Linked DNA regions of Homo sapiens: region 2 is linked to region 1. Evidence: chromatin contacts called from ENCODE Hi-C or POLR2A ChIA-PET data. All regions are on one chromosome and are shown on one strand. Each heading gives the region's core, a stretch centred on a gene start or an enhancer-like site at or near the end of the contact. The rest is flanking DNA. Distances are from core to core; before and after follow the strand shown.

Region 1 (7,363 bases), core at 2,122-4,621:
CCTCCCAAAGTGCTGGGATTACAGCCGTGAGCCACCGCACCCAGCCGATATTATCTGTTCTTTACAGGGCTAGGGTTGTGCTGACTACTGAGTTTTTCAAAATGAAACAATTATTTTTTAGGGATACATACATTTGTGCTACAACTTAATAAAATGCAAAGGAATGCTTAACATTAAAGTCAGAACAGTGGTTAATTCTCTGGGGAGTGAGGGAGAACAGGGTGTAATTAGGGAAGGGCAGGGAGTAGACTTTAAAATGACTTATAATGTATTAATATTTCTCAGCCTAGGTGATGGGTACATTGTTGTGTAATTCGTACTATTTTGAAAGTGTAGGTTGGGCCTGGTGGCTCACGCCTGTAATCCCAACACTTTGGGAGGCCGGAGCCGGCAGATCGCTTGAGTTCAGGTGTTTGAGACCAGCCTGAGCAACATGGAAAAATCCCATTTCTACAAAAAATGCAAAAATTAGCTGGGTGTGGTGGCATGTGCCTGTAGTCCCAGCTACTTGGGAGGCTGAGGTGGGAGGGTCGCTTGAGCACAGAAAGTTGAGGCTGCAAGTGAGCCAAGATTGCATCACTGCACTGCAGCCTGGGCAACTGAGACCCTGTCTCAAATGAAAGTGTACATATACATTTAATACATTTTTGTCTATTATCTATATTGTAATACAGTTTTTAAAAATTATTTTTAATTTTTATGGATACATAATAGCTGTATGTATTTACGGGGATACATGTGATATTTTGATACAAGCATATAATGTGTAATGATCAAATCAGGGTAACTGGGATATCCATCACTTCAAACATTTATCATTTCTTTGTGTTAGGAACATTCCAATTCTACTCTTTCATTGATTTTGAAATATGAAATAATTATTGTTAGCTATTGTTTCCCTATTGTGATGTCAAACACTAGATCTCATTTTTTTTACCTAACTGTATTTTTTACCCATTGACCAACTCATCTTTGTCCCTGACCCCACTACCCTTCCCAGCCTCTGGTAACCATCCTTCTACTCTCTATCTCCAAGAGTTCAATTTTTTTTCTGCTCCCCCATATGAGTGATAACATGTGATATTTGTCTTTTTGTGCCTAGCTTATCTCACCTAACATAATGTCCTCCAGTTCCATCCGTATTGTTGCAGATGACAGTATCTCATTCTTTTTTCATGGCCAAATAATATTCCATTGTGTATATGTATCACATTTTTTGATCCATTCATTTGTTGGTGAACATTTAGGTTGATTCTCTACCTTGGCTGTGAATAGTGCTGCGATAAACGTAAGTGCAGATAAGAGCGCATAAGAGTGTAGATATCTCTTCGATATATTGCTTTCCTTTCTTTGGGTGTATACCCAACAGTGGGATTGCTGGATCGTATGGTAATTATATTTTTAGATTTTTTGTGAAACCTTCATACTGTTCTCCACCTTGTCTGTACTAATTTGCATTCTCACCACCAGTGAATGAGGGTTTCCCTTTCTCCACATCCTTGCCAACATTCATTACTGCCTGTCTTTTGGATAAGAGCTATTTTAACTGGGGTGAGGTGATATCTCATTGTAGTTTTGATATGCATTTCTCTTATGAGTAATGAGATTGAGGATTTTTTCATATAACTGTTGGTCATTTATATGTCTTTTTTTTTTTTTTTTTTGAGACAGGGTCTTGCTCCATTGCCCAGGTTGGAGAGCAGTGGTGTGATCTCAACTCATTGCAACCTTCACCTCCCAGGTTCAGGCAATTCTCCTGCCTCAGCCTCCTGAGTGGCTGGGATTACAGGCACATGCCACCACGCCCAGGTAATTTTTGTATTTTTAGTAGAGATGGGGATTTTGCCATATTGGCCAGGCTGGTCTCGAACCCCTGACCTCAAGCGATCTGCCCGCCCTGACGTCCTAAAGTGCTGGGATTACAGGCGTGAACCATGGTGCCCAGCCTCGTTTGTATGTCTTCTTTCGAGAGATGTCTATTCCGATCTTTTGCCCATTTTTAAATTGGATTTTTCTTTTTTTGCTATAGAGTTGTTTGAGCTCCTTATATATTGTGGTTATTAATCCTTTGTCAGATGGGTAGTTTGCAGATATTTTCTCCCCTCTGTGAGTTGTCTCTTCACTTTGTTGATTGTTTCTTTTGCTGTGCAGAAACTTTTTAGCTTGAGATGTTCCCAGTTGTCCACTTTTGCTTTGGTTGCCTGTGCTTTTAAGGTCTTACTCAGGAAACATTTGCCCAGAGCAATGTCCTGGAACATTTCCCCAGTGTTTTCTTTTAGTAGTTTTATGGCTTCAGGTCTTAGATGTAAGTCTTTAATCCATTTTCATTTGATTTTTTTTTTTTTTTGAGACTGAGTTTCGCTCTTGTTGCCTAGGCTGGAGTGCAATGGCATGATCTCGGCTCACCGCAACCTCTGCCTCCTGGGTTCAAGCGATTCTCCTGCCTCAGCCTCCTGCATAGCTGGGATTACAGGCATGTGCCACCACGCCCAGCTAGTTTTGCATTTTTAGTAGAGACAGGGTTTCTCCATGTTGGTCAAGCTAGTCTCGAACTCCCGACCTCAGGTGATCCGCCCGCCTCGGCCTCCCAAAGTGCTGGGATTACAGGCATGAGCCACTGCAATTGGCTGATTTGATTTTTATATATGGTGAGAGATAGGGGCCTAGTTTCATTCTTCTGCATATGGATATCTAGTCATAATAGAGTTTTGAAATACAAATGGACCCAAAGTTATGCAGCAGATGGGGGATTCCTAGAGTGGATGCTTGGGTTATGTTGAGCTCCAAACCCCAAGGCTTAAGGTAGAATGATTTTGGTTCTGATAGACGGAGGAAACTCCCAATTCCTTAGTATTAAATTCTCCTAGGAAGCTATTTTCTGACTTGCAGTGCCCTGTTCTGCAAGGATCGAGTCACAGGAAACATCAAGAAAGATGTGGTTAGTTCTTTACCAACTGCTGGACTGCTGGAATGTCCTCTGCCTTGATTCAGATGTTACTGGGGTGGGAGGGAAGCCCCTAATTATAGTCAGTTACTGACTCATATCCATACTTTGCTCATGGTTATTTCCTCTGAGAAGAAAATATGTGGTATTTTTGCCTAATGGGTGCGTATGTGTGTGTTGTTTATTATCTCTCCACAACGTCTTTACATGACCTTTAGCTGTAGGGTTGGGCCTTCCTAGGAGCTCTTAAGTCAGCTCCAGCTGTGCACACTGCTGCTGGATTGCTTTCACAGGCACACCCAGAATGTGGGTGTGGCATTGAAATACACAGCTCTCTGGGGTGTCATTTCACACTACCTGCTGTGGTCAGTAGCAACTGAACAGGATCTGGAAGCACACCTGCTCCTAGGAACTAGTCAGGACTCCCTAGGTTACAAGGAGCAGAAACCCAATGCACAGATTTAAAGGCAAAAAAGACTTACTGGCATATGTAACTGCATAGCATTGGAGGAGATTCAGGTACAGCTGGATCCAGGCCCCCACAGGATCATTGGAAGCTATTTCTATCTGCTTTCTTCTGTATTGGCCTCTTTTCAGGTGCACTCTCCCCCATCTGGTGGCCTGGGGCATATACAGTCTTCTGTTAATATTTTACTTGCTTATTAACTCCAGTATTTTTTATATACTGAGTTCTTTTTGAATGCTCTCTCTCTCAATAATTCCAGCAAAGGTTTGGAGACTTTTAATGGTCCAGCTAGGGCTATGTAACCATCTCTGAAGCAATCACATTGGCTAGGGCGGTAGAGTGGTCTCACCAAGAGGACACACATGCCCACCCCATTTCTGAGGCAGGGGCTTAGATCCACATGACACGGATTGAGAAAAGAAAGGTAGCTTTTGTTATAACAACTATTTGTACATACAAACTTCTCTGGAGTTAATTTTAGATAACTAATTTTTGAATACAGCGAAGTTTGAAATGATAGATTATAAACCTAATTTGTGAACATCGTCTTCCTACCTAACCGTATTTTATGAATTTCCACACTTAATGAAAATATGCTTTAAAAACATAGAAGTTTTCAATTCAAATGAGTAAGAAAGTTTCTGTACCGGGCATGGTGGCTCATGCCTGTAATCCCAGTACTTTGGGAGGCTGAGGTGGGCAGATCACTTGAGGTCAGGAGTTTGCGACCAGCCTGGACAACATGGTGAAACCTCATCTCTACTAAAAATACAAAAATTAGCTGGGCGTGGTCGTGGGAGCCTGTAATCCCAGCTACCTGGGAGACTGAGGCAGAAGAATCACTTGAACGTGGGAGGCAGAGGTTGCACTTAGCCAACATCCTGCCACTGCATTCCAGCCCGGTCGACTGAGCGAGACTCCGTCTCAAATATATATATATATATATATATATATATATATATATGTTTTTTTTTTAATAAAGCAATTGGGCAGCAACAGAGCGCTTATGTCTTTATATCGAATGGAAGAAAAACCCAATAGAAGAAATCTACTGCTTCTGACAGATCTTAGGGCATAATTTATTCAGACTTGGGGCCTTGAGTTCAATTTGATTCATTGAAAGCTCAGGAAACATTTTGGTTTGGTTTAAAGACTTGCCCATTTAGTTTTCCTACTGAAGGGATTTCTAACACAGTACCTGGAAAAAGAAAGTGTTTCTAGATTGAAGGAGTTTGCTGCAAATCTTCTCTCTTATTAAAGAAATACTCGTATTTCTGACTTCATATTTTCCCTTCTCTGAGGGGGCTTGTATTCTCTTTCATTGCACAGGGGTAAGATGCATTTTGGAGATGCGTTGCTTGATTTTAACTTCTGGCTCTGTTTCTCTGACTGTGACTTCATCAGAAAGCTAGTCACTCAGTGCCTTTCTATGCTTCCATTTCCTCATCTGTGAAAACCTACATAGGATAACCTACAGAAACTACTTAGGATGGTGCCTGGCACGTAGTAAGCCCTTTATTGGTGTTTGCTACCACTATTGTTATTTCATGAGCTCTCAAAGCACACAACCACAAGCCTGTTTTACTTCTGGTTGAGATGAAGCTTGGAGGGCAGAGGGCAGACGCCTGAAGCTAAGCAGCTTATTAAAAGTAGAATAGAAATAGATGAGAGGAAACCAAAGTGCTTTTCTCTTTAGATAGTTATCAAAGCACGCTTCGCTGCAGACTATGGGCTTGGGTATGGCCAGAGATCAAAGGCCCTCTTATGTGCAGTGACATTTCTGAGCACAGGGCTGAGTTATAAAACCCTTGAATGGAAGGTTTTGGAACTTGGAACACGGCTTGGGCTAGAAGGGCAGGGTTTTTATAGAGGCGATTCATGGAAGCGCTTATGCTGGTGAAGAACCCAGACTGTTATGACTCACTTGTCTCTTTATTGCTTTGGACCAAGAACTGTTGTTTCCTTTTAAGTGCCCCTGTAGGAGATGAGCTACAGACTAGGGCCAAGATAACTCTTGCAGGAAGACAGAGTGGCTTCAGTGAGTGTGAACGGGAATACCGCCTTGTTGGGCTCTGGGTCAAGTGTCCTGGACGAGCAGAATAAGGATTTTATTTTACCAGGGTAGAATTGCTTTTGGAAACTGGCAGCATCCTTAAAATCTTAAACTTCAGATAAGCTTTCCTTTTGTCTGTCTGCCATTTTCATTCTCTGAAAGCCCAAACTAAATTTGATGGTGTGACAAGTAGAGGACAGAAGAACAACTTTGGAAAGTAGAAATTAATGTGTCTGGGCTGCTACATATAGAACTAGGGATAGCAGAAGGGGTCATTTGAAGTCCAGGTTGCCTGAGGTCCTGCTAGATCTCCTGGGAAAAACTGAAGGGGACTTTTGGACTGATGGTGAGGCCTCGTGCGGTAGGCAGACTCCTAAGATATATTGCAGTGCTCTCTAACTCCTGGTCCTTACCTCTTTAGGTAAGCTCCTCCCCTTGTGTTCAGGCCAGACCTATTGACCTGCTTCTCATGAATGGAATATGACAAAAGCAATGGGATGTCACTTTCATGATGAGGTTGCAAGAGGTTGTGATTTCTACTTTGCTAGGAATCTCTCTTGCTGCTGCTTTCTCCTCTCTATTGACTTCTTGGCTTGTGTGCTTTGATGCTGAAACCAGCTGCCATGTTGGAGGAACCTGCAAGGCAAGAAATCCAGGGCAGCTTCTAGTCAGCATCCAGCAGAGAACTGGGTCCTCAGCCCAACGGCCCAAAAGGAAGTGAAACCTGCCAACAGCCACCGGATGAGTTTGGAAGTATATCTTGTCCCAGTTGAACCTTGTGTTGACTGTAGCCCAACTGGAGTAATTTTCAATGCAGCAATAGATAAAGAATATACCAGGTCAGTAAAATGTACTGTCTTGAACAAGGAGGGAAACAAAGATTACCCTCAAACTCTGGGGCTTTGGATACTCTTTATGAGTTTGGAACTTATTGTGAAGTAGCAGATCATCCAGAATTCAAGGAGACAGTGGTTCTTGGTCCCTGGGAGATCCTAGGTAATGTTATGGTCTCCAATACAGTGCTTGGCAGTTATTCCAAGACATTTGAGAAAGGATGCTAAAGCCAAGAGTGCCAGGATTGCTTTGGAACTCCTAATTGAAGCTGAAGTCACTGGTTGGGAGAAAATCTCCTCCTTGGTGAACAGGAGCAGGAAGTATTAAGTGTGGGGAAAGACAGAGGCAAATCCAAGTCTTTATTTATTTATAATTCTGGTTTCAGAATGGAGCTACCACATGGTCAGGAGGAAGAGACTCACAAAGAAAGATGAAGGTTGCAGAGAGGTGCTATGGAAATAGCACATGCTAAAGGAGTCTTCTAAGCAGCCCAGAGGCGATGACATACCAGTGCCAGCAGAGGAGGAGAACCACGCTTCAGTATAACAAAAACTTCAATGAATCATGCTCAATGTGGAAAAGTCGAATAGACATGGCTGAGGATAAAAGAAAAGAACGTACACATAATCTCACTACCCAGAGAGAAGCAATGTTGACATATTTCTCTTCCTCAATGCATATTTATATATTGTTGATATTTTTACTGTCTGTGCAATTTTGCTTTAATTAAACATTTAGATTATGAAATAATTCAAACATACCAAAACAATATGTCACCAAGTGTGGCAGTTTGGATTAAGATGGGTGGCAATAGAATGAGTTCCTCTTCATTCCAGGCAATAACATGGGCTTAGACAAGAAAGACATTTATTTTTCTGTCACCTAAACTGTGTCTGTAGATGGTCAATCCAGGGCTGGTTTGGCAGTTCTATATCATCAGCACTGGGGATGCAACCTCCACCTCTCTGGTGTGCCATTCTTGGGATGCCTTTGCATTTGCAAGATGGTTGTTGGAACTCCAGAAATCTCACCCACATCCTACCCCATAGGAATTCCTCTTTCTCTC
Region 2 (7,363 bases), core at 2,831-5,330, 330 kb before region 1:
GGCACAATCTCAGCTCACTGCAACCTCCACCTCCCAGGTTCGAATGATTCTCCTGCCTCAGCCTCCTGAGTAGCTGGGATTACAGGCGCCTGCCACCACGCCCAGCTAATTTTTGTATTTTTAATAGAGATGGGGTTTCACCATGTTGGCCAGGCTGGTCTCGAACTCCTGACCTCCAGTGATCCGCCTGCCTCGGCCTCTCAAAGGCATGAGCCACCACGCCCAGCCGCAATTGTCATTTTCTTAATTAGGATTCTGTAAATACATTTACTTTTATTTATTTTTAAGACAGCATCTCCCTCTGTTGCCCAGGCTGGAGTGCAGTTGCACAATCACAGCTCATTGCAGCCTTGAACTTCAAGGCTCAAGTGATCCTCTCGCCTCTGCCTCCCAAGTAGCTGGGACTACAGACGTGTGCCACCATGCCTGGCTAATTTTTAAATTTTTTACTGGAGACAGGTTCTCACTATGTTGCCCAGGCTGGTGTCAATCTCCTGGACTCAAGCAGTCCTCCCACTTCAGCCTCCCGAAGTGTTGGGATTACAAGTGTGAACCAGCATGCCTGGCTTACATTTATTTTTATCTCAAAAAGGTTTATTGTTTTTTTTTAAGTAATTTTTTGGCTTGGGGATCAAGGACCTGAGAAAAACTACAACACATGAAAGAAGGATGTTCCCTTTAGGTTTTGTATCTTATATAAGTCATTCTGATTTTTTTAAATCAATTGTAGATACATCTGCTAACCTGGGGAAGAAAAATAACATGGAAGGACCTTGATTTACCTCTCTTTGGGAAGACAGGCAGCAACTATTAATATTTCCTGTAGACTTTAATTATCCTTTTGGATAGTAGAGTGGCCTAGATCATGTATATTTTATAATCGTACTTTCTCTCTTAGCTAGTGCCAAAAAGAATCCTAGGATTTCTTTTCACTTTAAAAATAAAATCTAAATTTTATGCTATTGATTAAAGACCTTAGGAACCCACACATATTCATGAGAATAAACGTGAAGCTCATAACACTCACTAAAGAGTCATTTACCAGGAGGCATACTGAATGGAAAGACAGGGTTAAGGTGAAAAGGTCACGACAAACGTTACGGGCTGTTAAAGACCTCTGTGAGGCCAGAGACACAAATGGCTGCAGGAAGTGACCTCATGTACCACTCATGGTTCACAGAAAAAGATGTTGCAATGTCTCGCCTACAGATTATTTTTTAGAGATGGAGAAGAGGGTTAGAACCTGGGAACAAACTGCAAGACATTCTGATATTTTGCATAGCACACTCTGGGGGTGACCACTGAGGAAGACTTTTAAGGAAGCAGCTGATGGCCTATCTGCCAGTGCCACGCTTTTATTTAATCACTGGCTATTAGAGCAGGTTTGGGGAGGTTGAGAGTAAAATAAAAAATGAACAGATTTTAGAGTCAGGCCTAGATGCAAACCTCAAGTTGGCTGCTCACCCACTAAGTAATTCTGGATACATTTCTTTACCTATCAGTGCCTCTATTTCCTCAAGAGCATAAAACCACCCACTTGTCAGGGTTGCTGGGCAGACAAATTGAGATCAAATATTTTAAAAATTTAGTTCAGTACCTACTGTACAGTAAGTATCCTGTCAATATTAGTCTCTCTCCTTTTTGTAAGTCAGCCCTTGGTTTTATTAATGCTAGAGCAAACATTTATTGCAAAGCCTCTCCTGGTCACAGGCTACTTTGGTACAGCAAAAACACTAAGAGAAAAATCCTCCCCATCTCTTCTCAGGCCATGCAGACATTCTCAAGCATGCATGAGGAGGTGAAAGTGAAGCTACCATTTCTGGTTTTCCCTAAGCAGTCTAGTATAAAATGTAGGTGTTATTTATTTATTTATTTTTGAGACAGGGTCTTGCTCTGTCGCCCAGGCTGGAGTGCAGTGGTGCCATCACGGCTCACTGCAGCGTTAACCTCCTACACTTAAGTGATCTTCCCACCTCAGCCTCCTGAATAGCTGGGACCACAGGTGTGCACCACCATGTCTGGCTAATTTTGGTATTTTTTGTAGAGACAAGGTCCCATTATATTGGCCCAGGCTGATCTCAAACTCCTTGACTCAAGTGATCCTCCTGCCTTAGCCTCCCAAAATGCTAAGATCCACCACGCCTGGCCTCCTTCAACTTTTAAAAATTATATGTCTAATATTCTTGAAAAAAAAAATCTTCCAAATCTAGCACAGGCCATTTATATGAGCAATTTTGTAAATGGTTCTGGGAAAATAAGACGGCGAAATATAGAAAATTCTAATTCTCCTTAGCTAAGAAAACCATTCAATTAAGTGACCAGAAGTAACTCTGAGTCTGCAGAGATGGTAACATCCAGGCACAAGCTGTCATGCACCTAGGAGGTTGCAAGGAAGTATTTCTTAACAAAGACACTTCCATTTTTAAAAAACTTTTTACGTTAAAATTTTCAAACATATATAAATGTTTAACAAATCTCTGTATATCCATGACCTAGTTTCAATGATTATCAATGATCCCATTTTAAAGCTGGAACTTAGAGATACTATCTAATCTGTTTATCTCAGTATGTTTTTAGCGACACATATCTTCAGAATGGTATTCCCCTTGCGGGGAACAGAATTCCTTACAATTAAAACCTCGAAAGTCGCAGTGGAAATTACCTAAATTCTGATATTATTAAAAAAAAAATAAAATAACATAAAACTATTGATTTCTCTTTTCCTAAGTAAAGAGAAAGGCAGATCTTCTAAATGTGGAGTTTTTTTTGTTTTGTTTTTTGTTTTTTTGAGATGGAGTCTCGCTCTGTCGCCCAGGCTGGAGTGCAGTGGCACAATCTCGGCTCACTGCAAGCTCCGCCTCCCGGGTTCACGCCATTCTCCTGCCTCAGCCTCCCGAGTAGCTGGGACTACAGGTGCCCGCCACCACTATTTTTAGTAGAGATGGGGTTTCACCGTGTTAGCCAGGATGGTCTCGATCTCCTGACCTCATGATCAGCCCGCCTCAGCCTCCCAAAGTACTGGGATTACAGGCGTGAGCCATTGCGCCCGGTCCTAAATGTGGAGTTTTTACTTCATAGAATTTTTTGTCAAGTCACTATGAGTGACAATGATAGAAATCCTTAAGTTTGCATCATATTAAATAAGTCTTTCCAAAGACCTTGGGAAGACAATGAGTTCAAAAAAAAAAAAGTCAGGGAAGGCCAAAAATGAAAGGAAGGCACACAGGGTACATTCACAGAGGCACTGATATGCTCCTGATTCCCAAATCTTTAGGTCTCTTTTCTTGTAACTTCTATTTTATTTTATTTTTACTTTTGAGATGGAGTTTCACTCCTGTTGCCCAGGCTGCAGTGCAGTGGTGTGATCTCAGCTCACTTCAGCCTTCACCTCCTGGGTTCAAGCAATTCTCCTGCTTCAGCCTCCAGAGTAGCTGAGGTTACAGGCACGCGCCACCATGCCCAGCTAATTTTTTTGTATTTTTAGTAGAGACGGGTTTTCACCATTTCCAGGCTGGTCTCGAACTCCTGACCTCAAGTGATCTACCCGCCTTGGCCTCCCAAAGTGCTGGGATTACATGCATGAGCCACCACACCCGGCCTATTCTTGTAACTTCTACACAGCATCATTCACCATCTTGGACAACCTAATCACCCACTAACACAACTGCTCTCACCACTTCTCCGAGCTCATTATAAAACTAGAAGGAACCGTGTTGGTAGATGCAACAGTGTTTCCGCCTCTTCACCTCCTTACCATTAAGAAAACCACTTGTGGCATATAATTGAGTAGCATTTGCCATCTCTGCTGTGGGGAAAGCCCTCTATTCTTCTCAGGTGAGCAAAACAGAACTTGCTGCCACTAGAAACAAATATAAGCAAAAGAAAGCAAACTACCCCCATTCCCCACCTCCCTTAGGCAGCCTCCAATTATATGCAAATGTGAGCTGATTCATGTGGAAGGGCTCTATTGCAGAGATCTAGAAAGTTCCAATTAGGCAGGCTAGATGAGGATGAGTGATATGACCACACTCAGCAGGAAGCTTCAGGCCTAAACACATTAACCAGAAATGACTCTACAGCTGGTTTATAAATATGACATCATATAGTCTGAGCTGCGGTCCTTGCTGCCCACTGAGAAGTGTTCACTGTCATCTGACTTAATTAATTCTAAAGGAACTTCCATTTCTTCTGACTCCCAAGTGAGCTTCAAAATCTGTATTTAACTGGCCACAATTTCACATTAAATAACTTTGGCCAATGCTTTTTTCTTTCCCTTTTTTTTGTTTTTGGAGACAGAGTCTCGCTCTGCCACCCAGGCTAGAGTTTAGTGGCGCGAACTTGACTCACTGCAACCTCCACCTCCTGGGTTCAAGTGAGCACGTCCAGCTAATTTTTATATTTTTAGTAGAGATGGGGTTTCACCATGTTGGCCAGGCTGGTCTCGAACTCCTGACCTCAAGGGGTCCGCCCACCTCAGCCTCCCAAAGTGTTGGGATTACAGGCGTGAGCCACCATGCCCAGCCCAGTGCCTTTTTCTAAACCCTGGTAATCTGGCGCTTCCTTCTCCAAAGAACATTTACATGCCTCTCAGAGTGAGTGAGGCCCTACAAGGCTAGCTGGATCACAACTTACTAGCAGGAGTTACATATTTAGGGAAACAGGAGAGCACAAGAGGGGGAAAAAGTTGGAAAAGAGTTTGGGAAGCCCAAATAGGAACACAAAAGCCGTGTGACAAAAATGAAAGGAAGGTCCACACAGTACCTTTGGGAAGATGATGCTGTCCATGTCATCACTGGGTGAGTGAAAGAGGTCAGAATCACTCCCAGATTCTCTTTTAAGTACACCTTGTTTTGAGGTACACTCTCTGCCCAGTCCAACATCCAGGAAGTTCTCACATTCTGAAAAAGAGAATTTATTCACCAATATTGAAAAAAAAAAAACAAAAAAACCAAAAAACAAAAAGAACCACTTCCTTTTCACCCCAGCAACCAGTCTTTTAAATCTCTCTCTCACTCTTTTCTCTTCCTTCCCTCCTTATTTCTTTTTTTCAAAATTAAGAAGCTATAAAAGGACACAGTCAAATTAGTAGCTCTGCTACTCCAATTCTAGGTTGAAATAGCTCCTACAGGACAATCATGCATCTGCCACGTTTATATTAGGTACAGAAAGATAAAAGGATGATTTAGAAGCATATTCTACTTCTATTTAGATACCTGAATGGTAATGCTTTCCTCATGGTAGTGAGGGCATTTTTTTTCTTTTGTCTTCAAAATCCAAAGTCTTTTACTAGCAACTATGTGATGGGGTTTGTTTTAAACTTATAGGTTCTACTGAGTAATAACAGAAATATAATTTAACTTTTCTTACCATAAATAGCTCTTAAATTGGGGGCATAATATGCCAAAGTGGAAAAATTTATCATTTAGAATGTTTTCGGTTCAATAACTAGAACAGGGACCCTGGCAAGCTAGAGGGAGGGGTCTGTGACAGAAATACTACCTTTGTACATTGAGGAAGCCTAAAAACTTAGTAGCTTGAAATAAGCAAGGTATTCTCTCTTATTAACTTTGCTTTTCTGTTTTGTGTTGTTTATTTTGAGACAAGTTCTCGTTCTGTTGCTCAGGCTGTACTACGGTGACATGATCTCAGCTCACTTCAACCTCCACCTCCTGGGCTCAAGCAATCCTCACACCTTAGCCTCCCAAGTAGCTGAGAATGCAGGCACACGCCACCAAGTCCAGTTTATTTTTTGTAAAGATGGGGTTTTGGCATGTTGCCCAGGCTATTAACTTTGTAAACAAAAGTGACATGTGACTGGGTACCAACACGGTTAAAGAGATTTGTGGATGGTGAAACCAAGAACCCAAGTCCATTACTGAGTGGATATGAGCTTCCTTCAATAAGTTTTTGCAACTTCCGCCTCCTGGGTTCAAGCGATTCTCCTGCTTCAGCCTCTTGAGTAGCTGGGACTACAGGCACGTGCCACCATGCCTGGCTAATTTTTTTTTTTTTTTTTTTTTTTGTATTTTTAGTAGAGATGAGGTTTCACCGTGTTAGCCAGGATGATCTCCATCTCCTGACCATGTGATCCACCTGCCTCAGCCTCCCAAAGTGCTGGGATTACAGGTGTGAGCCACTGGGCCTGGCCCTAAGAAGTTTTAAGGATAAAAGTCATGGCCGGGCATGGTGGCTCAAGCCTGTAATCCCAGCACTTTGGGAGGCTGAGGCAGGCGGATCACCTGCGGCCAGAGTTCGAGAACAGCCTGGTCAACATGGTGAAACCCCGTCTCTACTAAAAATACAAAAAATTAGCCAGGCATGGTGGCAGGTGCCTGTAATCCCAGCTACTTGGGAGGCTGAGGCAGAAGAATCGCTTGAACCCGGGAAGCGGAGACTGCAGTGAGCCCAGTGAGCCAAGATCACGCCATTGCACTCCAGCCTAGGTGACAGAGAGCAACTTCATTTCCAAAAAAAAAAAAAAAGAAGATAAAAGTCATGCATCTCTGTTTTTGTAAGCAAGTTAATGTGTTATTTGGACAACCAGGTAGGCATGCTTTATCAAATTTGTAGGTGACACTAAATGATGAGGGACAGGGCAAGAAACCTGGCTATCTAGGAGTTAAAGAGAACTCTACTTGGAGGTTTTGGGGGAAGCAAATTCAAAAGGAACTGACAGTACAAGGTGATGACAAAACCAAAGAAACACTAATAGTTTTAGTCTCTATTAGTAAATAGTACACGGGCATCCAAAACGGGGACAGTCCTGTCGCTATGTGCCATCCAGACCACACCCTCGGGACTGTACTTGTTCCTAAATAACATCTCAAGTAGAACACTGATAAACAAAAATGTGTACGTAGTAATGGGGTCACGACAGTCAAACCGTCTGAGATACATACAGCTTGCCGAGGAGCTTGAAGAAAATGTGCCTAAAGACTGTCACAGATTCCCTCTGTACTGTTCCAGGGGCAAAGACCAGTGAGTGTGAGCTACAGAGCTTCACTAAAACGGGGCTTCTTAGCAATAGGTTGGGTGGCCTATAAAGTAATGACTATCACTTTACCAGAAGGGTTTTGGAACACAGAATGACTATGTCAAGATATTACAGAAAAGGTATCTGCACAGAGAGGGAAGTGAGGGTTGGACTACATAACTTCCAACGTCTCCTTTGATTATTAGATTTTATGCCTGGATGGTAATTATGTTGTCTCTGTGTGTTGAAAGTGGGAAGAAATAGTTCTTCTAATTAACAGTTAAGTAATTAGTGATAATCACTGAATTATTTGCGCTGGTAGCTTAGAGCAAGGGTCAAGGCTGCATTGCATTGCATTGGTATAGGTCATAAATCCCCTGCCAATAAAAT

Evidence for each region. Hi-C counts contacts between places; a loop is a spot of excess contacts on that map. ChIA-PET counts read pairs that join two places held with the same protein, here RNA polymerase II (POLR2A). Pooled maps may share reads with other maps.
Region 2: a loop to region 1 is called in a pooled map, with 2.5 times the contacts of the local background. The contact joins two enhancer-like sites. A Hi-C loop is called at or near these places in 2 of 50 pooled maps. POLR2A ChIA-PET finds 5 or more read pairs at or near these places in 5 of 52 experiments (MCF 10A, OCI-LY7, Panc1 and 2 more).

The regions. Positions count from the first base shown.
Region 1 is chr15:85,314,304-85,321,666 of GRCh38, reverse strand. No RefSeq gene overlaps it. Among named protein-coding and RNA genes, the nearest start is that of MIR7706, 63 kb to the left of the region's middle. RefSeq lists an enhancer at 3,063-3,162. Within about 2 kb of position 3,371, at least 7 of the 41 ENCODE cell types and tissues checked have a DNase peak (open chromatin) inside an H3K27ac peak, as active enhancers do.
Region 2 is chr15:85,643,353-85,650,715 of GRCh38, reverse strand. AKAP13 (A-kinase anchoring protein 13) reads right to left here. Exons shown (of 37, transcript NM_007200.5): 10 at 4,762-4,898. Among named protein-coding and RNA genes, the nearest start is that of LINC02883, 110 kb to the left of the region's middle. Within about 2 kb of position 4,080, at least 4 of the 41 ENCODE cell types and tissues checked have a DNase peak (open chromatin) inside an H3K27ac peak, as active enhancers do.